2 separate regions of the Homo sapiens genome follow, and region 1 is linked to region 2. A link is a contact called in ENCODE Hi-C or POLR2A ChIA-PET data. All regions are on one chromosome and are shown on one strand. The core of a region is the stretch at or near the end of the contact, and the rest is flanking DNA. Distances in the headings are between cores, read along the strand shown.

Region 1 (6,662 bases), core at 3,066-5,565, 40 kb after region 2:
GCCTAATCTTGTAACTTTGGAGGAATTTCTCTTCTCTGTTCCATAGTTCCTTACTGCCTTACTATGTTTGAATTGAGATATCAAAAATTTCTCATACTTACTACCAAAGAATTTCCAACCACAATGTCTTAGATACGTCTAATGAGCAAATAATTATTGAACAGAGCCCCTCTTAACTGAAACAACAATAATACTCATGGTTATACCAACATTTTTGTAGCCTCCATAGGTACCCAGTGCAATTCAAATTCAAATGCCTCATTAGATCCTCTCAGAACTCTTTAAGACAGAGGTAGGGTCTCATCTATGGGAGAACATCCTGATCTGGCGGGATCCCCTCTGCATCCCCAGTAGCTAGAAGAGTGCCTGGCACAGAGTCATTGCCCAGTAAATAATTTCTCCCCACTTTCCCATAGGCACTGTCTACTCAGGGACATAAGGGTCAATTCAAAAAAGACTGCAGACGTGGCCTCTGCTCTTAGAGAGTTGTTGATCAGGAGGTAGCAGATAGGTAGGTAATCTGAGGACATTTTTTTCAGCAGCATAGGCAAAAATTGTATATATGTCCCAAACCTTAGTTGAGCTATTGGGCTCTCATCTTATCTAAGAAGACAGTGGTGGGGGTGGTGGTGGGTGGGAAGAGAAAGGAGGGATTGCGTCTTGGTTGATTGCCCGTCACCTGCCAGACTCTAAGCCATGTAATACACCAAACTTACAAGGTAATGTTTTTATTCTCTACAACAGACTTGCAAAGTACTGTTTCTATTCCCATTTTCAAAGACCGGGAAACTGAGTCAGAGAGCAGCAGAACGTTGCTGAAGGCCACATATCTAATGAGTGGCAAAGCCGATATTAAAATCCATATTTTTTTCCGCTATGCCACATTGCCTCTCCAAGGAAAAATAGCAAAGCAGGAAGTTTAGACTATATAGTGAAAAATAGATGGAAAGCATGGGCCACAGATTGAGCAATGGCCTGGAAATTAGAATTACTGAATTCTCTCTTTTCTCAACACTGCCCTGGGACTTTCCTTTATCATCGCAGACTGTGTATTAAAAGTCCTTTGTAAAGGATGGAGCCCTATACAAGTGATATTTCATCTATATAACTGTTATAGATAATAACAGTTTTATCTATAACTACATTTCTACCCTTATAAAATTGGGTTAATATTATTTTTTCACCAAAGTGCTCTAATAGCATGTTGGAAAGTGCTCAGAGAACCACAAATGATGAACCTTTTAAACATCACCACTTGTCAACGCAGGAACTGTGTAAAGTGATTTGAGGTCTTCTAATTGAGCTGCATCATCTAAATTTAAAGCACCCAAAGAAGGTAGTAGTAATAGCAACAATATCAGTTCAATAGTAATTAGTAATAAACCTAGTCAACCAGCTACAGGCTGGGCTAAAGCTTCTAAGCATTTTCTGCCAGAGAGAATTTACTCCTGCTCTGAAGTGTCTAATAAGGACATTAACAGAGCTGAGAGCCCATCTGCGATAGGACTTTTCCAAGAGCCTTCAGAAAAGTCTCTTAATTCTGCTGTGTGCCTTCATATATGCATACATGACTGAACGTAACTGACCTGACATTGCTGAGTTCCATTCTCCAAATACTCTTCCCAGTGCAGCCAGAATTAAATCATTGAGTCATGTGCCTCTAGAGGATCGTTCCTATTGGCCCCCTCCATACATGGTAAATATCATGATCAAACAGTCACTGACCTGTTGCTCGCACATGGCCCATGGCATCACCTAGAGAGGCATACGATTATTTTATAATAGAACATTAGTACATGTATATTTTTAAATGGCTATTCTAAGTATTTCAAAATGAAGTGTTAAATTAATTTTCCTTCAGCCAAAGAAAAGCTAGAAAAGTCAGCTTTTAAGTTTCAAAGTATGTAGAGGTATGTTTCCTGTGTTTGGCATCTTGGTCATGCAAGAGGTTCAGTGCAGACTGTATAGGGTATAGTTATAAGAAGTACCTCACTCGCAAGTCTCAGTTGCTTAGCATGAAATTCATAGGTAAAAGTGGTAACAAGTAGTAAAATTGTAAATGTAATTTGAGAAAGCTATGGTAAATAGTTGTCTTTTTTTCCTAAACTATTCTTTTTTCTTCTTCTTCTTCTTCAAGATGGAGTCTTGCTCTGTTGCCCAGGCTGGAGTGTAGTGGCACGATCTCAGCTCACTGCAACCTCCACCTCCCAGGTTCAAGTGATTCTCCTGCCTCAGCCTCTCGAGTAGCTGGGATTACAGGCATGTGCCACCACGCCCGGCTAAGTTTTGTATTCTTAGTAGAGACGGGGTTTTACCACATTGGCCAGGCTGTTCTCGAACCCTTGACCTCATGTGGCCAGGCTGTTCTCGAACTCTTGACCTCGTGATCCACCCGCCTCAGCCTCCCAAAGTGCTGGGATTACAGCCATGAGCCACCACGCCTGGCCCTTTCCTAAACTATTCTTATCTCGATTTTTATCAGCCCTCATTTTGATAAAGCAGTTTTATATTGCTTTTATGTGAATTATCTCCTATGTTTTACAGAGAATTCCAGTGGATTCTCATGGTTCCAGTGAGTGCATGGGGTAGGGCTGATGGGGTTGCTGGCAGAAGAGCTATTACAAGATCCTACTCTTCTGATGTAGGGCCATTTGGGCCTCTTTTGCATATCGGGCTTCTTAGTAATCTTAAGAAAGGAGTTCATGTTTCAGGAAATTCTTTTGAAAAATCACTGCATTTTTTCATTTCATTCTCTCCAGAAATCTTTGAGGAGATATTGTTGTTCCTATTGTGCAGGTGAGGAATTGAGGCTTAAACAGATTGAGTTTCCAGAGAGTACCTAACTCAAAATTTGCTGAGTACCAGCTCTAATTCTGATCTTCTGACTCTACCATTTGTGTTCTTACCACTAAATACTGCTAGTTCCTTTTTCCAAATTTGAAATACCAGTAAATTTGAGAATGATCTTTTTTAAAAAAATAGGCTTAGGCTGTAGAGAGTACTATGTTTGTAACTCTCCTACTTATGTAAATTTAGCATCTGTATATGTATGAATCATGTATATATATATATATACACACACACACATATGTATGTATGTATTTTATATACATACATATTTCAAAGTACAAAAAGGTAGACTGAAGCTATTCACAGAAGATAACTTTGGTCATGCTTATATTCTTGGCCTGTTATGGATGTAACATAACAGTATGTTTCTGTATATTTTGTGTTCTGCTAGATAGACTTTAGGTTAGAACAGCCATTGACTTTGTGTGTCCTTAAGGAAGTAACTGTGTCTCTCTGAATCTTGAATGACCACGGGCACACTGGAAATGAAAGTATTTGCCAGTTTCCACATGAAAAGTGAGTAAAGCAGGATTTTGCTTGCTGTCTCTTCTTAGGCTCAGGGTTAGAGCAACTGTAAAATAATTAATAATCCTCTCATAGAAAAATTTGCTGGACTTTAATGATGCTTAAGTAATCTAGGACTCAACCTGAGATACTATGATACCAAGGTAGTGGCTATCTATGCATTCACAGAGGAATTGTGTCTAGCCCTAGGGTATCCTGGGGCTAGACAGCTTTAGAATTTTGTTTAGATTGGAGGTTGAGAGCTAGAAGATAAAGGTTTACAAATTAGAACAGCAACATTTTTTAATCCACCTCCCAATTATACACAAATCATGAGTATGCATCATAAGTAAATGATGCATGCCAAGCAGTTCATGAAAAGAGGTGTACCCACTATTCTTACTCCAAAATGATCAAGTTTAGCCATTGTGATAAACAGTATGGGCACCATTCGTGTTTTTGCTTTTGAGTTTTTGTTTGTCAAGCCACAGCTAATTATACAAGCAGACTAGCAGGATTTGAGATGCAAAGTGTTAAAACTAATAGTGTATGTCAAATCCTTTATTAAAAAGTACATGATAAAGAAAGATCATGTCACACCATAAATAGTAATTGTACAATACAAAAGGTGTGTGTGTCTCCAGGGTACGTGGAGAGCCAGTTCATTGAGGTTCGACTGACTTTCCTCGCCTCACGTTTCCTGCTGGCTTCTAGAAGCAGTCATGTGGATCAGAGGCCAAGAGATAATTAAGTGGAAATAAGAACTCTATATCCGGCCTCTTTGGAAAGAGGTAGCAAATCCTCCTAATCAATTCTGATTCCTGCCGGCTTTGTTGCCTAAGGTCAGCTTAACAGTCATTAGAAGAGGTCACGGCAGGCTCTGTGATCTCTATCATCTAAGGTTAAATAATACGTCATTAAAAGGGTCAATCAGAAAAGAGCAGATTCTTTCCCTGTGATTCACATATTTTGCAGAAGCTTCTGGCTTGGAATTTCTATCGCAAGTTTCAAATCTCACAGCAGAAATGTTTACACATTGCAGTTTGGCTGAATTCAGAGGAAGCTTTCCTGGATCTCTGATGAGAATGAGAATTGTGGTCATGGGAAGCATATGGCCATGACATTCATCCCTTACTCAAGATAAGCTGAGGAGCAAGGTCAACACATTGCATCAGACCTCAAATGAAGACTGGAACATATCACCCTAACCGCATGGGACTAGGATGGGGTGAGCACTGGGGCAGGAGCAGTGGTGTGTGATGGAGGGGTGGAGGAATCTTTCTCCACTCCAAGATGGGATCAGAAATGTAGGAGGAAGCCAAAAAGAGCAAGCTCACCACTCTTGGCATATTTTTTCCACCTTGACATTGATAGCTAGACCTCACTCCTGGTTGGGAAATTTTCTAAGCTACCAAGAATAGGAAAAAAATCAACCATAACTAAAGCCCTTTGAGATATTCTTCCTTGTCTTCATGAACAGGACAATATTAAAACATTACAGAAAGTCTGGAAAACAAAGGGAAAAAAAAGCTGATAGCCCTGCCCTTCAAATATACAACTCATTGCATTTTTAGTAATGCCCCCTTTCAGTTTTTAATCTATTTGCATATATAATATATTAGCTAGCTAAAATTGGAACATAAACAATATATATCTTGCTTATTCATCTTACAACTTAATACAGAAATTTTCTGTTACTTTATTACTTTTTATAATTATTTTTAACAACTGCTTAATATTTCTCAGATAGAGTTTTAAGTATTATTACCCTACAAATAGGTGAAAGTAATGATGAATAGCATTTAGTATAGCCAGTCCTGGATAGACACAGAAAGAAAATGATACATTTTTGTTTTTCTCCTCCTTCAAATTCTGCCAAATGCCACTCATCAGCAATATAATAGTGAAATAAAGTCCATATTCAGGTATTTGATTTGGAGTTGCTGGAGATTTTTGGTAGATTTAATTCTTCACATGATTAACCCACTGTTATTAGCAAGGCTTGGACCCTTTGACCACAAAAAAACTTTTTAGAAGTACAGTAGCTGGGGGATGATTGGATGGGTGAGTGGATGGATGGATGGGAGGCAGAGCAAAAGGGAGAGAATGAATTTGTCATTGATCAAAGCACTGTGCATGGCTTAGGAGAACCGTGGACCAAGCAGGCCCGTATAGATGATCCACCCTGTCTGATGGTGATTACCAGCATCTGACAGATCAAGAGGATGTGGGAATGAGGGTTTGAATGAATGCAGATATTCATCGCTTGAGCCCAGGAGTTCCAGACCAGCCTGGGCAACATTAGTAAGACTGTGTCTCTACAAAAATAAAGTAAATTAGCTGGGCAAGGTGGCACATGCCTATAGTCCCAGCTACTTGGGAGGCTGAGGCAAAAGGATCACTTGAGCCCATGAGTTCAAGGCTGTAGTGAGCTATGATTATACTGCACATTAGCCCGGGTGACAGAGTGAGATCCTAACTCCAAAAATCGGAAGAAAAAAAAAAAGAGCTTTCAAACTGGGGGCTAGTTGGTGTGTGTGTGTGTGTGTGTGTGTGTGTGTGTGTGTGTACATGCACATGTGCATTCCCTGAATGCTCATTGCTAACTGTGTGTTGGCCTTTCTTACTAAAATGCATGTGTATATGTCTTTGTGTATGTATGAAATATCTGAGAATATAGTATTTAGACCCCATTAGTGAGGGTAAAAATATACAGATAAACTATATCATTTATGATTCTGATACGGCTACTGTCAAAATAACACAGTATTTTGACAGCTGCTTTATCTTTACTCTCACTGACTACAATAAGAAACTAGTTTCTTAGCAACTAAAATAAATTCTCAATCAGAGCTTAAAAAAATTTTTTTTAAGCCCACAATAGAAAAAATAGACCCATAGTTGGTGTCTAGGCAAGCTATTCCTATTGAGTGGGAATGAAATTTATCTGAAACATTCTGATACCCTTTGGCTGGTCCAGCTGCCCTTGGTTAGCACCAGTGGGGGCAGAGACAGTCAGAAGTAGCTTTCAGGAGGCTTGGGAAAAATGTTCATTGTTCTTTTTCTTTGTTTCAGTGGGTTCTTTTTAAAAACCATTTCTTATGTTATATACTAGGCTAGAAAGTACTATAAGAACTAGTACATAAGATCTGGAACAGAAAGCCTGCATTCAGATTTGTCTTCACTGTGACTTGTAGGCAGTGGCTTATATATCAGTTAATTAGCCAAAATGATAGCGGTAGAGGCTGGGGAAGCAAAAGAGAAATTTAGCTACTTCAGGCCTGTTGTGTTATGTCTTTAAAACATTT
Region 2 (6,589 bases), core at 663-3,162:
TTCACCTCTTCTTGCCATCTCTGTGGGTCACTGGGCTCCTCTGGAAACTTCTGTAGGCAGGGCAGAGGTTTCCTTTTGTGTTTCCTTTTAGACCATGCCTTAAGAAGTATGGTGTGACTTCCTTTATTCACTAAATGTCTTTCTGATAAGCTGTGCATGAATTATATGATTGGAAAGCAAATCATATTAGAATCCACTAGTGGAGTCTGGCTAGGATATCCATTGTAATCCTCCTAGTAAGTCATAAGATCTATTCACAATCACCCCTTTAGTTATGCACGGTTTCCTTAAATCATAATATATCTTGTTAGAGTTTTTAAACTACTAATGTCCATTCTAGTATGGTGATATGTATGATAGCTGTGTCCTGCCTGGATTCATGCAGTCACATATATATGATATACCTTTTTTTGAACATATGACAATATGCATAGCCCCTATTTGGTGAACTGTCTTCTCTACAAATTATAGCCTTGGTGCTTTACAAGGTTAAATAACACAGTCTCTAATTTAAGTAACAGTGAGAACCAGGAAGATTTAAACAGTCTGAGTCAGGCACACATAACCCTACCCTCAAAAGCACTCATAGCTAAGTGGGGGAATCTTGCTGAAGTCTTGTTAACTTCCTGGGTTTCAAAGTCCCACTTCCAGGTACCATGGATGAGGCAGCAGGCATGCAATTACAGAAAAATAAACCTTTAGTCAAACAAAAGAAGCCACTGAAAGAACTGAAAACCCCTTCCTAGTCCCAGCTAAATTCCCAGGGAAGATTTAGGACCTGTGTTTGTCCTGAGTTAGTGGATGGTCTTGGCCAGTTTGCCATCTGTAGTGGTGAGTTGAAAGGGACTGTGGGCTCTGGAGGCTGAAAGGGAGTGAGCAGGAACAACATGAAACAGCAAATGTCAGGGAAGTCAGTAAGCCCTGAATCTTTTATGAGACCTTGGATATTCTGATCACAGCTCCGCTGGCATCGAGATTGGAATACAGATTATGGGAGGGAGCGTCTGTGACATGAAGCCCTGGCTTAAATCTTCCCAAGGTTTTAACGTGCCTTACCATATGAATATTTTGTTATTTTATTTGGCAGTATTTCCACAGGAGGCCAGGAAGGAGAGCACTGAGTAAGCCAGGGGTAGGGCAAATCTAGAGATGGGAGAGATTAGAACAGTATTGTGGCTAATGAGACTAACACCACTGAGGTGTGTGTGTGTGTGTGTGTGTGTGAGAGAGAGAGAGAGAGAGAGAGAGAGAGAGAGAGAGAAAGTGCTGAATCCCCTGTAATCCTGTCTCATACAAGGCCCTGGTGCTAAAACCACTGTAACTGTTTATGAATTCACTCCAGCTACATAGTGAGAGGAAGGAAAGAGAATAAGAAGAACCCAATGCTGGAATGAATTTATGCTTAAGAGCTTGTCTCGGGAATGCAGCTGGGTTTAAGAGTCGCCAAGCCAAGACACCCTTTTTGGGAAAAGGGAAAAGAAAAGGAAAGGAAGATAAAAACCCAGGAGACTGGAGGGACAGTGGGAGGAAGAGGAAAGAAAACGTGCTGCTCCCAGATGGGGAAGCCTTGTCTGAGTGAAATGGCATTATAGGTTGTCTGGGTGTTAGCCCCTTAAAGTGGTTTAATTTCCCACTAAATAGAGATCACTGTGAGGACTAAGAACCAAGCAAATGCTTTCGATTGCGCTATCTTGATTAGAAGCCCTGCATTAAGGCAAGAGCATTGGCAGAGCCCGAGAGAGCTGAGGCACCCTGAGGCATGCAGCAAGGTCCATGGCAGGCTAGACTTCAAGTGGCTTTGCCGGAGCATGACTTACAGCAGATTTGATGGCCTGGATTTTGCTTTTCCACACCTGTCCCCATCTGGTAGGCCATGCTGTCTCGTAGCCAACCTGCAAGTCAGTTAGGTGAGGCCGAGTGACCTCAGCCTGATGCAGGCCACAGAAGCAGAGCGAGGCAGAGTGACTAAGTGACTGCTGGAATCCTAGTAAAGCAGGGATAGGAACCAGAGTTCCTGGACTGCACGCAGCCTTTTCTTTGGTAAGAGAGGTTGACTACTGTAGTAGCTGTGTAAGGGGCAGATAGAGATGAGTGAGAGATGGTCATTCCTAAGTAAGAAATATTTATCAGATGACTGTTATGTGTCAGGAGCTGGGCTAAGTGCTTTACACATATATAGTCTTTTTTTAAAAAAAATATTTTCTTTTCTTTTAATTTAGTTTCAGGGGGGTACATATGCAGGTTTGTTAACATAGGCATATTATATAATGCTGGGGTTTGGGCTTCTATTGAATCCCTCACCCAAATAATGAACACAGCACTCAAGAGAGTGTTTTTCAGCCCTTGCCCTTTCCCTCCCTCCTCCTTTTTGGAAACCCCAGTATCTATTGTTGCCATCTTTACGTTCATGTATACCCATTGTTTAGCTCCCACTTGTAAGTGTGAATGTGCAGTATTTGATTTTTTGTTTCTGCGTTAAATCACTTAGGATAATGGCCTCCGGCTGCATCCATCAACATATACAATCTTTACAACAAATATATGGCACAGGTACTGTGATTATATTATACCCATTTTAGGGATAAGGAAACTGAGGCTAAAGAAGTAACCAAGACAAAGTTAGAAAATGCCAAGTTTGAATCTAGGCTATCTCCAAAATACTTGGCCTTGAACACCCATTTGAGCAGGTTTGCACTGAATCTGTTTCTTCATTTTAAGCACTACTTATTGAGTGCTGACTGTATGCCAGGTACCATGGTAGGTGCTGGGGATACTGACTAGAGGAAGACAGTGTCCTAGTCCTTGAGGTGTACACACAGCCGCGGAGACACCCCAGCAAATCAGCGATGGCAGTGGTGCCATAGATACTCTGAGAAGTAGTCACGGTACTCATGGGGCCTGCTACTTCATAATGTCAGTGACGTGGCAGACACAGGAAGGCTGCAGCACACCTAACTTTGTTGGTCACTTTTGTCTATCTGCTACTCTCAAGGCTCCATTTGTCTCTGTTGTGTAACTCTGAGCAAGCTAGTCTTCTTTCTAAGAAAGTGGAAGCTGATCAGCAGAAGGTGGCCATGGACAAAATGGGAAGCAGGACCGCTGGAGAAATAGGCCCAGTTGCTTATTTCAGGAAATCCTCTAGTCTTGTTCACTCGAAATTGTGCAAGGACAAAGCTGGGTCCATTGAAACAGAAAGCATAAGAAAACAAAAATAGAAAAAGGGGGAAAAACACTTTAAGTTGAATAAACAACTGCTGAGCCAACTCATGAGTTCAGCGGGGGATTCTCATGTTTCCAGGATATTTTCAGATTCTGATGGCAACTCGGGAAAGACCACTGTAACCTTGAACTTTGTCAGAGGACCGAGTTTAAGACCACCAAGACATTTCACGCAGACCACCCACTGCAATTTCTTGCATAGGTCTGCTGGCCAGTCTCTTATTAATACTGCAAGGCAACCTAAACTATATTTTGTTGGGAAAGTGGAAGAGCGAAGGCAGGTGTTGAAAAGCCATGAAAAAAAGAATTAAAACAAAAATGTGCCTCAGGCTCCTTTCAGCTGGCAGCAGAATTTCCGTCATCTTTCCCTTTTGAATTTGATATTATTGCAGGAACATTACCACGGACTCAATTTTCACTTGACAGTGAAATACCAGAAGTCGTCTCGGGTCCGGAGTGCTGTCTGCATCCAGTCCCTGTTAATCTGCAGAAGGAAAGCATGGAGATGGGGTGGGTGGCCAAGCTGACACAGGCCTCTTCAGGCTGCTGGGAAAGGGTGCTCCCTGGGTGTGAGGCCCAGGAGTCCCTAGAATTGCATAGATGCAGCAGTGAGCAGCCCACCTGGGTGTGAATCATAGACTTGTTTTGAGAATTAAATGAGCAAATTTATGTAGAATGCTTAGGTCAGTGTCTGACACATACACCAGTGTTCAGTGAGTATTACCTATTGTGACTGTTTCTTCGTGGGCAAAGCAACATCATCCTTTCTCTGCAGAATTTGAAACTGATGTCAAAAGAAGAGGGAGGCAGCAGCATCACACATCAGAGGGAATTTCTTTTAGATTCATATACCGTTTTTCCATTTTCTCTTTTCAGTTTTTTTCTTTCTTATAAGAAAGACTCCAGATGTTGAATTTAAACTGGGGGATGTCTTCAATGCCATTGAATATATTGAGCGTGTAGGCAGGCAGTGGAAGGTGCTGGTTTTTTTCTTTTTTTTCCTTTTTGTTTTTTGAGATGGAGTTTTGTTCTTGTTGCCCAGGCTGGAGTGCAATGGCGTCATCTCGGCTCACTGCAACCTCCACCTCCTGGGTTCAAGCGATTCTCCTGCCTTAGCCTCCCAAGCAGCTGGGAATACTGGCATGCACCACCACACCTGGCTAATTTTGTATTTTTAGTAGAGACGGGGTTTCTCCATGTTGGTCAGGCTGGTCTCAAACTCCCGAACTCAGGTGATCTGCCCGCCTTGGCCCCCCAAAGTGCTGGGATTATAGGTGTGAACCACCACGCCTGGCGGTGCTGGCTTTCTTTGGTAAAACGGAGAAAAGCCTTGAGGGTTTAAGGAGGAGAGAGGGGAGTAAAATAGAGAAGAGGATCAGGAAAAGAAGAACAAGTTGAGGATATTTAATTATTTGAAATATTGTGAAACATGAATATTGATGAGAAGGATGAACAGGGATGACTAAGTGCAAGGCAGGGCGTGATGGCTTACCTTCCTCCAAGTCCCACCTGCTGTTGTTGACCCCATCTGGCCAGCCAGGCGTGAACCTTAGTCTAGCAACAATAGGGGCAACACAGAGTGCATCTGCTGCTCAATGCAGGGAGAGATGCACTCTTCATCTTGTACCTTCTTGCTGTCAACCCTTTCTCTTTTTTTCTTCTGCTCATTTCTTACCACTCTGTTTATGGTAACATTTGAGGGGGGAAAATACATCACCCTATGAAAGAACAGGGTGGCTGCTGACTTTGTACCAACAGCAGTGAACCAGGGCCTAGTTGTCAGCAACCAAGACCTCTGCTGACCCAGAAGCAGACAGGTGACCCTTTCACCAAAACTTCAATCATCAGTCTTCTCTTTTCTTTTTTTGAAACAGAGTCTTGCTCTGTCGCCCATGCTGGAGTGCAGTGGCGCGATCTCGGCTCACTGCAAGCTCTGCCTTCCAAGTTCACGCCATTCTCCTGCCTCAGCCTCCCGAGTAGCTGGGACTACAGGCGCCCGCCACCATGCCCGGCTAATTTTTTGTATTTTTCATAGAGACATGGTTTCACCATGTTAGCCATGATGGTCTCGATCTCCTGACCTCGTGATCCACATGCCTTGGCCTCCCAAAGTGCTGGGATTACAGGCGTGAGCCACTGCGCCCGGCTAGTTTTCTCTTTTTGTCGTGTCTACCTTCCTACTTGCCTCACACCAGTCAGTTGGCTTTCTGTGTCAAGCCTGAGGAATGAATCTCATGAAAGAGCATTGGGAGAGCGGAGATTTTGGAAATTGCTTTCAGAACACAAAATCCCACATGCGTGGGCTTGTTCCCTGCAAGCTTAATCTTGCCTGATGTATATGTGTACATGTGGAAGGCTGAAGGAAGTGCTATAAATGCCCCATTCGTAAGTATTCAGCCATCGTGTGCTGAAAGCCTGCCGTCTGCCGGACACTGAAATGTGGCCTTCACAGGCCGAGGGTCTTTAAGAAGCATGGCCGTGGGGGCTGAGAGCAGGGTGGGGTGACAGGACAGGTTACTGAGACTGAATTTTGTCTGAAGAGTAGGGAGAGCTGTAGTGGTTCCCCTTTGCTGGTTGTTGGTTTTTGTGTGCCCCCCCACCTCAAACCCCCCCACCGTAAGAGAATCAGAAGGGTCCCATCTGCCTTGCAGGGAAGGGTCATGGTTGGTGACTGGTAACATCTGGGGGAGGGGCCACTTCATTATGCCACCCAGAATATCAAAGCAGCTTAGGCGTTGGAACCCAGGGAAGGAAGAAGAGATTAAAAAAAAAAAAAAAAAGCCCCACTGCCAGTCGGGCAGCTCTCTGTCTGCTGTCTGCAGGCTGCTGCTACCCACTCGTTACAATTAAAATGAAGTGTCCGTCAGCGGCTATCTTCTCTGTGTGGCCCATATGTTTCTGAGCTGATACTGTCCGGATTATTCTGTTCGGGAAAACGATAACGGCTGTTTATAACCTTGGCAAAGACTGAGGCCTAATCAGGCTGGAGCACATTTTCACCGACTGGCTGATAACAGGCTGTTAGCAGCCTTATCGCTCGGGAGAGATAGGCCAAAATAAGCAGATCTGTGAGCACAGGAGCCCAATCGAGTGGTACACACTCTGGCCCTGGCTTTATTTTTAGATTTTCCTTTCCCGGTTGATATCGGAAGGCACAGAGGCAGGAGGTGGGGTGGATAGTAATGTGTGCCCCCTTGGGGGTCAGAGTGAGGTGGAGGGGGATGTTAATCACCATGAGAGGCAGAGGGTCAGCCCAGCTTCCAGTGCTCCGGGCTCCCTTCAAATGAGGGAAAACACGTGCAGGTCTTAGGAGACAAAGGAAGGGAAGTGACTGTTTCCTGGCCTGGTGTGTGGGCCCGTTGCCTGTTCC

The links. A loop is a pair of places that touch in the nucleus more often than their neighbours do. ChIA-PET counts read pairs that join two places held with the same protein, here RNA polymerase II (POLR2A). Pooled maps may share reads with other maps.
Region 1: a map of PC-9 shows a loop between it and region 2 (6-fold over the local background). The contact joins two enhancer-like sites. A Hi-C loop is called at or near these places in 13 of 168 maps with a recorded cell type or tissue (A673, K562, PC-9 and 8 more) and 6 of 50 pooled maps. POLR2A ChIA-PET finds 5 or more read pairs at or near these places in 5 of 52 experiments (A673, GM10248, HEK293T and 2 more).

Annotation. Positions count from the first base shown.
Region 1 is chr1:164,744,261-164,750,922 of GRCh38, forward strand. The region is part of intron 2 of PBX1 (PBX homeobox 1); the gene reads left to right. Among named protein-coding and RNA genes, the nearest start is that of PBX1-AS1, 27 kb to the right of the region's middle. RefSeq lists enhancers at 3,669-4,868, 4,001-4,520. Within about 2 kb of position 4,316, at least 10 of the 41 ENCODE cell types and tissues checked have a DNase peak (open chromatin) inside an H3K27ac peak, as active enhancers do; they include PC-9, gastrocnemius medialis and sigmoid colon, where a contact is called at or near this core.
Region 2 is chr1:164,706,196-164,712,784 of GRCh38, forward strand. The region is part of intron 2 of PBX1 (PBX homeobox 1); the gene reads left to right. Among named protein-coding and RNA genes, the nearest start is that of PBX1-AS1, 65 kb to the right of the region's middle. Within about 2 kb of position 1,913, at least 19 of the 41 ENCODE cell types and tissues checked have a DNase peak (open chromatin) inside an H3K27ac peak, as active enhancers do; they include PC-9, gastrocnemius medialis and sigmoid colon, where a contact is called at or near this core.